2 separate regions of the Homo sapiens genome follow, and region 2 is linked to region 1. A link is a loop called in an ENCODE intact Hi-C map of the cell type or tissue named here. Cell type or tissue: Caco-2. All regions are shown on one strand. Links, peaks and the distances in the headings refer to the core of each region. The heading gives the core; the rest is flanking DNA.

Region 1 (4,393 bases), core at 106-4,105:
TCTTATTTGATGTGGGCTCCTACCTGCTTTTTTTCAGTGTATAGCTGGGAACCCAGGAAGATGTTAGAAGATTATGTAAATCAGCTTTTCTGTATTTTAATTCTCCTGTGTCTTCATAGTTGGACCAGCTAATAATTCTTACTTTGAGGAAAGAGCTCTATTTAATGGCTGTACTGATCCCTCTGTGGGAACCTTGTAGAAGCTGCAGAGAATCTGTCACCTTTCTTGAGTTAGTGGTCTTTTCATTTTGGGGTGGTTCCGAGGGTCTCTGAGGAGATAATAGAAAATAAATATAATGAGGCACAGGTACTTCTACTTCTTTTAACATTAAAAAAATTAACAAGAATAAATCAATGACCAGTGATTTCTAATTGATTTAAAGGAGTAGTAGTGTGAGGGCATGGCAAAGGCCTGAGACAACTTGAGAGGTTGAAAATTGACTTGTTGAAGACCCTGTTAATGAAATTCTTTTTTTTTTTTTCTGAGATGGAGTCTCACTCTGTTGCCCAGGCTGGAGTGCAGTGGTGCGATCTCGGCTCACTGCAACCTCTGCCTTCCGGGTTCAAGCTATTCTCTGCTTCAGCCTCCCGAGTAGCTGGGATTACAGGTGCCCGCCACCACCCCCGGCTAATTTTTGTATGTTTAGTAGAGACGGGGTTTCACCATCTTGGCCAGACTGGTCTGGAACTCCTGACCTCGTGATCCACCCGCCTTGACCTCCCAAAGTGCTGGGATTACAGGCGTGAGCCACCACGCACGGCCATCAAATTCTTTAAAAAGTGAAATTTCTTGAAAGGCTAGGGAGTAGACCAGATATCCCAGAATGAAAACCAAGGTAAAGATATTCTGCATATATAGTATTCTATTTTGAACTAGAGAAGACTTTCTACTACAGTGGGGAAGGAGAAAAATGAAGGTACATTGGGACAGAGATCTGTCAGCAACTTGGTCATAGCCAGAAAGTGTCAAAACATAGTCTCAGACCCCTTCTTCTCTCCCACTTTTTTTTTTTTTTTCTTGAGATGGAGTTTCACTCTTGTTTCCCAGCCTGGAGTGCAATGGTGCAATCTTGGCTCACTGCAACCTCCTCCTCCTGGGTTCAAGAGATTCTCCTGCCTCAGCCTCCTGAGTAGCTAGGATTACAGGCACCTGCCACCACGCCTGGCTAGTTTTTCTATTTTTAGTAGAGACGGGGTTTCACCATGTTGGTCAGGCTGGTCTCGAACTCCTGACCTTAGGCAATCCACCTGCCTCGGCCTCCCAAAGTGCTAGGATTATAGGCGTGAGCCACCGTGCCCGGCTTCTCTCTCACTTTTAACAACCAATGTTAAAAGCACTAGACTGGGAAGACTGCATTGTGTGTTCACCTTGGTTGAATAAGGCTGTTTGGCTTATTTTTCCCTTCTTTGTCGTCCTGTGAACAGATATTGCTGGTGAATTCAAAGAGCAGTTACAGGCACTGATACCGTATGTATTAAACCCATCTAAGTTAATGGAAAAGGAGATCAATGGCTCAAAGGTCACCTGTCGGGGACTACTGGAGTATTTTAAGGTAAATATGGGTTTTAGTTATTAAAATGTTTGATTTTTGGTAAAGCTGATCTCACTCGTAAATCAACTTGAATTTAAATATTTTGAAACTTAAAAATTTTCTGGGGGAGATGGTGAGAGGCATTTTCAGAGACCTTGGTGTCCTTCCAGGAGTGGGCCATTGGGTGGCAGTATCGGTCTAAGAACCAAATGGATGTTCTTTGCACTCTCTTAGAGGAGCAATTAGCTGTGACTAAAGGAAGATTGTTCCTCAAGGAAGATGGTGTGGACAGGAGGTGGTTAGGAAGTTGCTGTGAGTAGGAGGAGACGGCACCTAGATGTGACACGACTACCTCAAGGCGGATGGTCACTCTGCCCACAGGTAGTGGTGAGGCCAGCGTGCATGGGGAGCTGGATGGGAATCCTAGCCTCTGTAGGCTTGTGCTGCTTGAGAACATTTTTAGTTAACTAAAAATGCTAACATGCACTCAAAGGTGTGTGGTGTGTTTTTGCTAATTCCTGGTTGTTGACCTAAGTCTTTAGGAAAATGCAGTTGTATGGTCACTTTCTAAAAATTAAATATGAGTAAGATATGACTGAATAACATTTTATAGCAGTTTTTATGTTTATATTTTAAGGCATATATTAAAATTTATCAAGGAGAAGATCTGCCTCACCCCAAGTCCATGCTTCAGGTAAACAATGATTTGACATCCTAAACGCTACCCTTAAATTACTTGAGTTGACCTGTATACAATAAGCAGAGTTCTTTAGGAAGAGAATGCACTTTTTCTCCTTTTTCATCATGCTGAGGTCTGTTAATTTTTTTTTAGCACATTTTGCAGTAGTGTGGCGACCTTTTCTAGTTCACTTGTTTGTATTCATGGTGGTACAGTTAAAACGAAATGGCCTCTCCTCACTGGGCCTAGTCTTTTCACCAAACACACTTTGGGAAGCACAGTTTATTATACGTGGTTGAAACATACCCACCATGTTAGACAAGCAAGTTCTTGTCATCTGTTGTTTATTTTTTTTATTTTTATATAATTTCTAATTTATTATTTTTTTGAGACAAGAGTCTCACTCTTGCCAAGGCTGGAGTGCAGTGGCACAATCTTGGCTCACCGCAACCTCCACCTCCTGGGTTCAAGTGATTCTTATACCTCAGCCTCCCGAGTAGCTGGGATTATAGGCATGTACCACCATGCCTGGCTAATTTTTGTATTTTTTAATAGAGATCGGTTTAGCCATGTTGCCCAGGCTGGTCTCCAACTCCTGGACTCAAGCAATCCGACCGTCTTGGCCTCCCAAAGTGCTGGGATTATAGGGGTGAGCCACCATGCCTGGCTATAATTTTTTTAATTAAAAGAAAAAAATAGGGATGTGGTCTTGCTGTGTCGCCCAGGCTGGTCTCAAACTTGGCTCAAGCGATGTGCCTGCCTCAGCTTCCCGAAGTGCTAAGATTACAGGTGTAAGCCACTGTGCCTGACCTGTTATTTACTTTAGTGGAACATGTCCTGACACACCTGTTTACTATTCACTAATCAGGTTTTTAATTTGCAACTAGAATGTCATTTGGTTAAAACATAATTTTTGACTTTCATATGTTGAACATAAGGGGATTTATTGCCAAGTGTTGATTTATTTTGTAGCAGAAAATTTTCATAAAGGGAGCTAGAGCCTGGGATTGACATTGCAAATAATTTTTTCCTTTTTTTTTTTGAGGTGGAATCTTGCTCTGTTGCCCAGGCTGGAGTGCAGTGGCACAATCTCGGCTCACTGCAAGCTCCACCTCCTGGGTTCACGCCATTCTCCTGCCTCAGCCTCCCGAGTAGCTGGGACTGCAGGCGCCTGCCACCACGCCCGGCTAATTTCTTTGTATTTTTAGTAGAGACAGGGTTTCACCGTGTTAGCCAGGATGATCTCGATCTCCTGACCTCGTGATCTGCCCGCCTCAGCCTCCCAAAGTGCTGGGATTACAGGCGTGAGTCACCGCGCCCAGCCCCCTTTTTTTTCTTCTTCTTCTTTTTTTTTTTTTTTTTTAAATAGAAACAGGATCTAGCTGTGTTGAGCAGGCTGGTGTTGAATTCTTGGACTCAAGTGATCCTCCCACCTCAGCCTCTCAAAGTGCTGGGATTACAGGCGTAAGCCACCACACCCGGCTTTTTCCTTTTTTTTTTTTTTTTTTTTGTTTGAGACAGAGTCTTGCTCTATTGCTCAGGCTGGAGTGCAGTGGCGTGATCTCGGCTCACTGCAACCTCTACCTCCTGGGTTCAAGTAGTTCTCCTGCCTCAGCCTCCTGAGTAGCTGGGACTACAGGCGCACATCACCACGCCTGGCTAATTTTTTTGTGTTTTTGGTAGAGATGGGGTTTCAACATGTTGGCCAGGCTGGTCTTGAACTCCTGACCTTATGATCCGCCAGCCTCGGCCTCCCAAAGTGCCAAAGTGCTGGGATTACAGGCGTGAGCCACCACGCCCAACCTTTCCTTCTTCTTTTTTTTTTTTTTTTGACTCACATCTATTTCTTAAAGTTGGAGCAATGGAGCCAGGTGTGGTGGCTTACTCCTGTAATCCCAGCACTTTGGGAGGCTGAGGTGGGCAGATCACTTGAGCCTGGGAGTTCAACATCAGCTTGGGCAATATAGGGAGACTCTAGCTCTGCAAAACAAAAACTTAAAAAGTTAGCCAAGCGTGGTGGCACGCACTGGCAGGAGGATGGCTTGCATTCAGGAGGCGAAGGTTGTAGTGTGCTGAGATTACCACTGAACTCCAGCCTGGGTGACAGAGTGAGGCTCTGTCTTAAAAAAAAAGAAAAATTTAAACAATTAAAAAATAAATTGATGCAATGGAAATAATATTTT
Region 2 (4,393 bases), core at 305-4,304, 600 kb after region 1:
CTTACAAGGGATGTGAAGGACCTCTTCAAGGAGAACTACAAACCACTGCTCAAAAACATAAAACAGGACACAAACAAATGGAAGAACATTCCATGCTCATGGATAGGAAGAATCAATATCATGAAAATGGCCATACTGCCCAAGGTCATTTATAGATTCAGTGCCATCCCCATCAAGCTACCAATGACTTTCTTCACAGAATTAGAAAAAACTACTTTAAAGTTCATATGGAACCTAAAAACAGCCCACATTGCCAAGTCAATCCTAAGCCAAAAGAACAAAGCTGGAGGCATCATGCTACCTGACTTCAAACTATACTACAAGGCTACAGTCACCAAAACAGCATGGTACTGGTACCAAAACAGAGATATAGATCAATGGAACAGAACAGAGCCCTCAGAAATAATGCCACATATCTACAACCATCTGATCTTTGGCAAACCTGACAAAAACAAGAAATGGGGAAAGGATTCCCTATTTAATAAATGGTGCTGGGAAAACTGGCTAGCCATATGTAGAAAGCTGAACCTGGATCCCTTCCTTATACCTTATACAAAAATTAATTCAAGATGGATTAAAGACTTAAATCTTAGACCTAAAACCATAAAAACCCTAGAAGAAAACCTAGTCAATACCATTCAGGATATAGGCATGGGCAAGGATTTCATGTCTAAAACACCAAAAGCAATGGCAACAAAAGCCAAAATTGACAAATGGGATCTAATTAAACTAGAGCTTCTGCACAGCAAAAGAAACTACCATCAGAGTGAACAGGCAACCTACAGAATGGGAGAAAATTTTTGCAATCTACTCATCTGACAAAGGGCTAATATCCAGAATCTACAATGAACTCAAACAAATTTACAAGAAAAAAACAAACAACCCCATCAAAAAGTGGGCAAAGGATATGAACAGACACTTCTCAAAAGAAGACATTTATGCAGCCAACAGACACATGAAAAAATGCTCATCATCACTGGCCATCAGAGAAATGCAAATCAAAACCACAATGAGATACCATCTCACACCAGTTAGAATGGCGATCATTAAAAAGTCAGGAAACAACAGGTGCTGGAGAGGATGTGGAGAAATAGGAACACTTTTACACTGTTGTTGGGACTGTAAACTAGTTCAACCATTGTGGAAGTCAGTGTGGCGATTCCTCAGGGATCTAGAACTAGAAATACCATTCAACCTAGCCATCCCATTACTGGGTATATACCCAAAGGATTATAAATCATGCTGGTATAATGACACATGCACACGTATGTTTATTGCGGCACTATTCACAACAGCAAAGACTTGGAACCAACCCAAATGTCCAACAATGATAGACTAGATTAAGCAAATGTGGCACATATACACCATGGAACACTATGCAGCCATAAAAAAGGATGAGTTCATGTTCTTTGTAGGGACATGGATGAAGCTGGAAACCATCATTCTCAGCAAACTATTGCAAGGACAAAAAACCAAACACTGCATCTTCTCACTCATAGGTGGCAACTGAACAATGAGAACACTTGTACACAGGAAAGGGAACATCACACACCGGGGCCTGTCGTGGGGTGGGAGGAGTGGGGAGGGATAGCATTAGGAGATAAACCTAATTTAAATGACGAGTTAATGGGTGCAGCACACCGACATGTCACGTGTATACATATGTGACAAACCTGCACGTTGTGCACATGTACCCTAGAACTTAAAGTATAATAATAAAAAAAAAAAGAATTTGTGGCAGAAATTGCCAGTTAACTTCCAATATTCATTTTCCCATTCTTCCATAATAGATTTTTGGCCACCAAGAAAAAATGCAACATTTCACAGTCTTTCTTATAGGAAAGTGTAGCCATATGACACCTCAGCAAGCAGTATTTTCCGGACAATGGGATGTGAGCAGCAGTAATGTACATCTCCTCCCTCCCCCTCCTATTTTAACCCAGGCAGCCTACCTGTAGGGGGCAGGAAGGAATGGCAGGGGGTACTAAGTTCTTAACCATAGTGATTTATGTGTTATATGGCCATTTGATCCAGCTTGCTCTTCTACCATCCCTAGGTGGTTGCCCTCATATCATCATGGTTCAAAATGATCGCTGCCCTCTCTCCAAAATGATTCCTGGAAGGGAATAGATGGCAAGGCAGTCAATGGCTTCAGATCCCTAACTCTGAACACTATATTCTACTGCCCTCTAGTGGAATGTTCCAGTACTTGACACAATCGTTGCATAACTACATTGGCAAGAATGAAAGCTGTATGTGAAAAGAGCCACCAAGGCATGGATCGGTGTGTGAAAAGAACAATATTGGGACATGCAAAAGGGTATCTGCAGAGCCTGGAAGAGAAGTCCCAATCATCCCCTCCAGCACCTGGCTCAGGACTCTTGCCAATTCTTTGGTGAAAAGAACTGAAAGTCGGTATCAGAACTGAATACAGAAAACCCACGGTTGCTTGCCTAAATTTCTTCTCTGCCATTTGCATTGTAAACATATTGATTGAGCATCCACCAAGTGCCAGGCACAGCTCTGTCTCTATGATTGGGACAAACAAGGTCCCTTCTCTCAAAGGTGTACATTCTAAGGGGAGAGGAGGGTAAGTGTGGGCAAAGGAAAAGACAATAACAAGAAATGAATCAACACGAGGTTGGGCGCGGTGGCTCACACCTGTAATCCCAGCACTTTGGCAGGCAGAGGCGGGCAGATCACTTGAAGCCAGGAACTCAAGGCCAGCCTGGCCAACATGGCAAAACCCCGTCTCTATTAAAAATACAAAAATTAGCCAGGCTTGGTGGCATGCACTGTAATCACGGCTACAGCAAGAGGCTGAGGCAGGAGAATCACTTGAACCCAGGAGGTGGAGGCTGTAGTGGCCGAGATCGAGCCACTGCATTCCAGCCTGAGTGATAAAGTGAGACTCTATCTCAAAAAAGAAAAAAAATCAACACGAGTGGTGTCAGATAAAGGTAAACGCGGGCCAGATTGTGGAGATTTTTAAATGCATTAGGGAGTTTTAACATAGAGATAACATGCTTGGATTCAGGTTTCTAAAACACCATTCTGGCTTCTAGGTGGAAGATGGATTGTACAAGACAGGGATGGAGGAGGGAGACCAGCTGGAAGATGACTGTACGGGTCCGGAGGAGCGGTGATGGTAGCTTGAATTAGAAAGGAAGCAGCAGAGAATGAGGAGTGAAAAGACTGGTTTCCATTGTGAAAGTAAAGCCAACAGGCCTTAGTCTGTTCAGGCTGCTACCATAAAAATACAATATACGGGTGGCCTATAAAAGTCAGAAATGGATTTCTTACAGTTCTGGAAGCTGGAAATCTGAGATAGGTGCCAGCTTGGTCAGGCTCTGGTATGAGCCTTTTTCCAGGTTGAAGACTATTGTCTTCTCATTGTCTCCTCACATGGCAGACAGAAGGCTGGAGAGCTATTTGTGGCTCTCATGCAAGGGCACGAATCCTATTCTTAAAGTCTCTACTCTTAAGATCTAATTACCTTCCAAAAGCCCCACCTTCTAATACTGTCCTATTGAGAGTTAGGATTTCAACATAAGAATTTGTGGGGGACGCAAACATTCAATCCATTGCCGGGGAGTTGAGGGAAAGGAAAAAATCCAGGAGTTATATATAGTTCTCATTTCAGACCAGGAGTTCCATCATTCTCAAAATATCCTCTTTTTTTGCTTAAAAAAAATCCCAATTGGCCGGGCGCGGTGGCTCACGCCTGTAATCCCAGCACTTTGGGAGGCCAAGGCGTGTGGATCATGAGGTCAAGAGATCGACACCATCCTGGCTAACACGGTGAAACCCTGTCTCTACTAAAAATACAAAAAATTAGCCGGGCGTGGTGGCTGGTGCCTGTAATCCCAGCTACTCGGGAGGCTGAGGCAGGAGAATGGCGTGAACCCGGAAGGCGGAGCTTGCAGTGAGCAGAGATGGCGCCACTGCACTCCAGCCTGGGGGACAGAGAGAGACTCCATCTCAAAAAATAAATAAAAGTAAAATAAAATCCCAATTTAAGGAACTGTCTAGATGACTGGTCTGGATGGATCCCACCTAACGCTGAAATGATTCTTGATTCAGGAACCAGGTAAGAAGCCCTCTTCTAGGAAACATTGCAGCTGTGCAAACAGCTCATTGAGCTTATTCGGTCCCTAGCCTGGAACAGAGTAAGATAAGCCAGCTCCCAGTGGCCCAGCATCCTCCAGGCATGCAGGGTCTGTCAGTCCACATCCCAAAAGCCCAAAAGAGAGTTTTAACATAGAGATAAAGCCCAAGAGGCTTTAGAGACACCTTGGAATAAACCCTCTACAGGGGATAAGGATATCCCCTCTTCCCAGCCCCAGTCAACAGCTCAGTATTTTGTCATAGGAACACTTGCTAAAGGAAAAAC

Evidence for each region. Hi-C counts contacts between places; a loop is a spot of excess contacts. Peaks named below come from ENCODE experiments on the same cell type or tissue, not always from the same donor. Only the 100,000 strongest peaks of a DNase experiment are listed, where the experiment ranks them.
Region 2: a loop joins it to region 1, with 14 times the contacts of the local background. A loop is called at or near these places in 31 of 110 quality-filtered maps.

What each region holds. Positions count from the first base shown.
Region 1 is chr11:63,633,366-63,637,758 of GRCh38, reverse strand. ATL3 (atlastin GTPase 3) reads left to right here. Exons shown (of 13, transcript NM_015459.5): 9 at 1,425-1,552; 10 at 2,169-2,225. It overlaps LNCROPM (lncRNA regulator of PLAAT3 mediated phospholipid metabolism), which reads right to left. Exons shown (of 4, transcript NR_199012.1): 2 at 24-268. Among named protein-coding and RNA genes, the nearest start is that of LNCROPM, 19 kb to the right of the region's middle. In Caco-2, for the core only: a CTCF peak has its summit at 1,725 (motif pointing right); a DNase peak (open chromatin) is centred at 1,728.
Region 2 is chr11:63,033,652-63,038,044 of GRCh38, reverse strand. No RefSeq gene overlaps it. Among named protein-coding and RNA genes, the nearest start is that of SLC22A8, 20 kb to the right of the region's middle. In Caco-2, for the core only: a CTCF peak has its summit at 2,179 (motif pointing left); no DNase peak of the experiment used is centred there.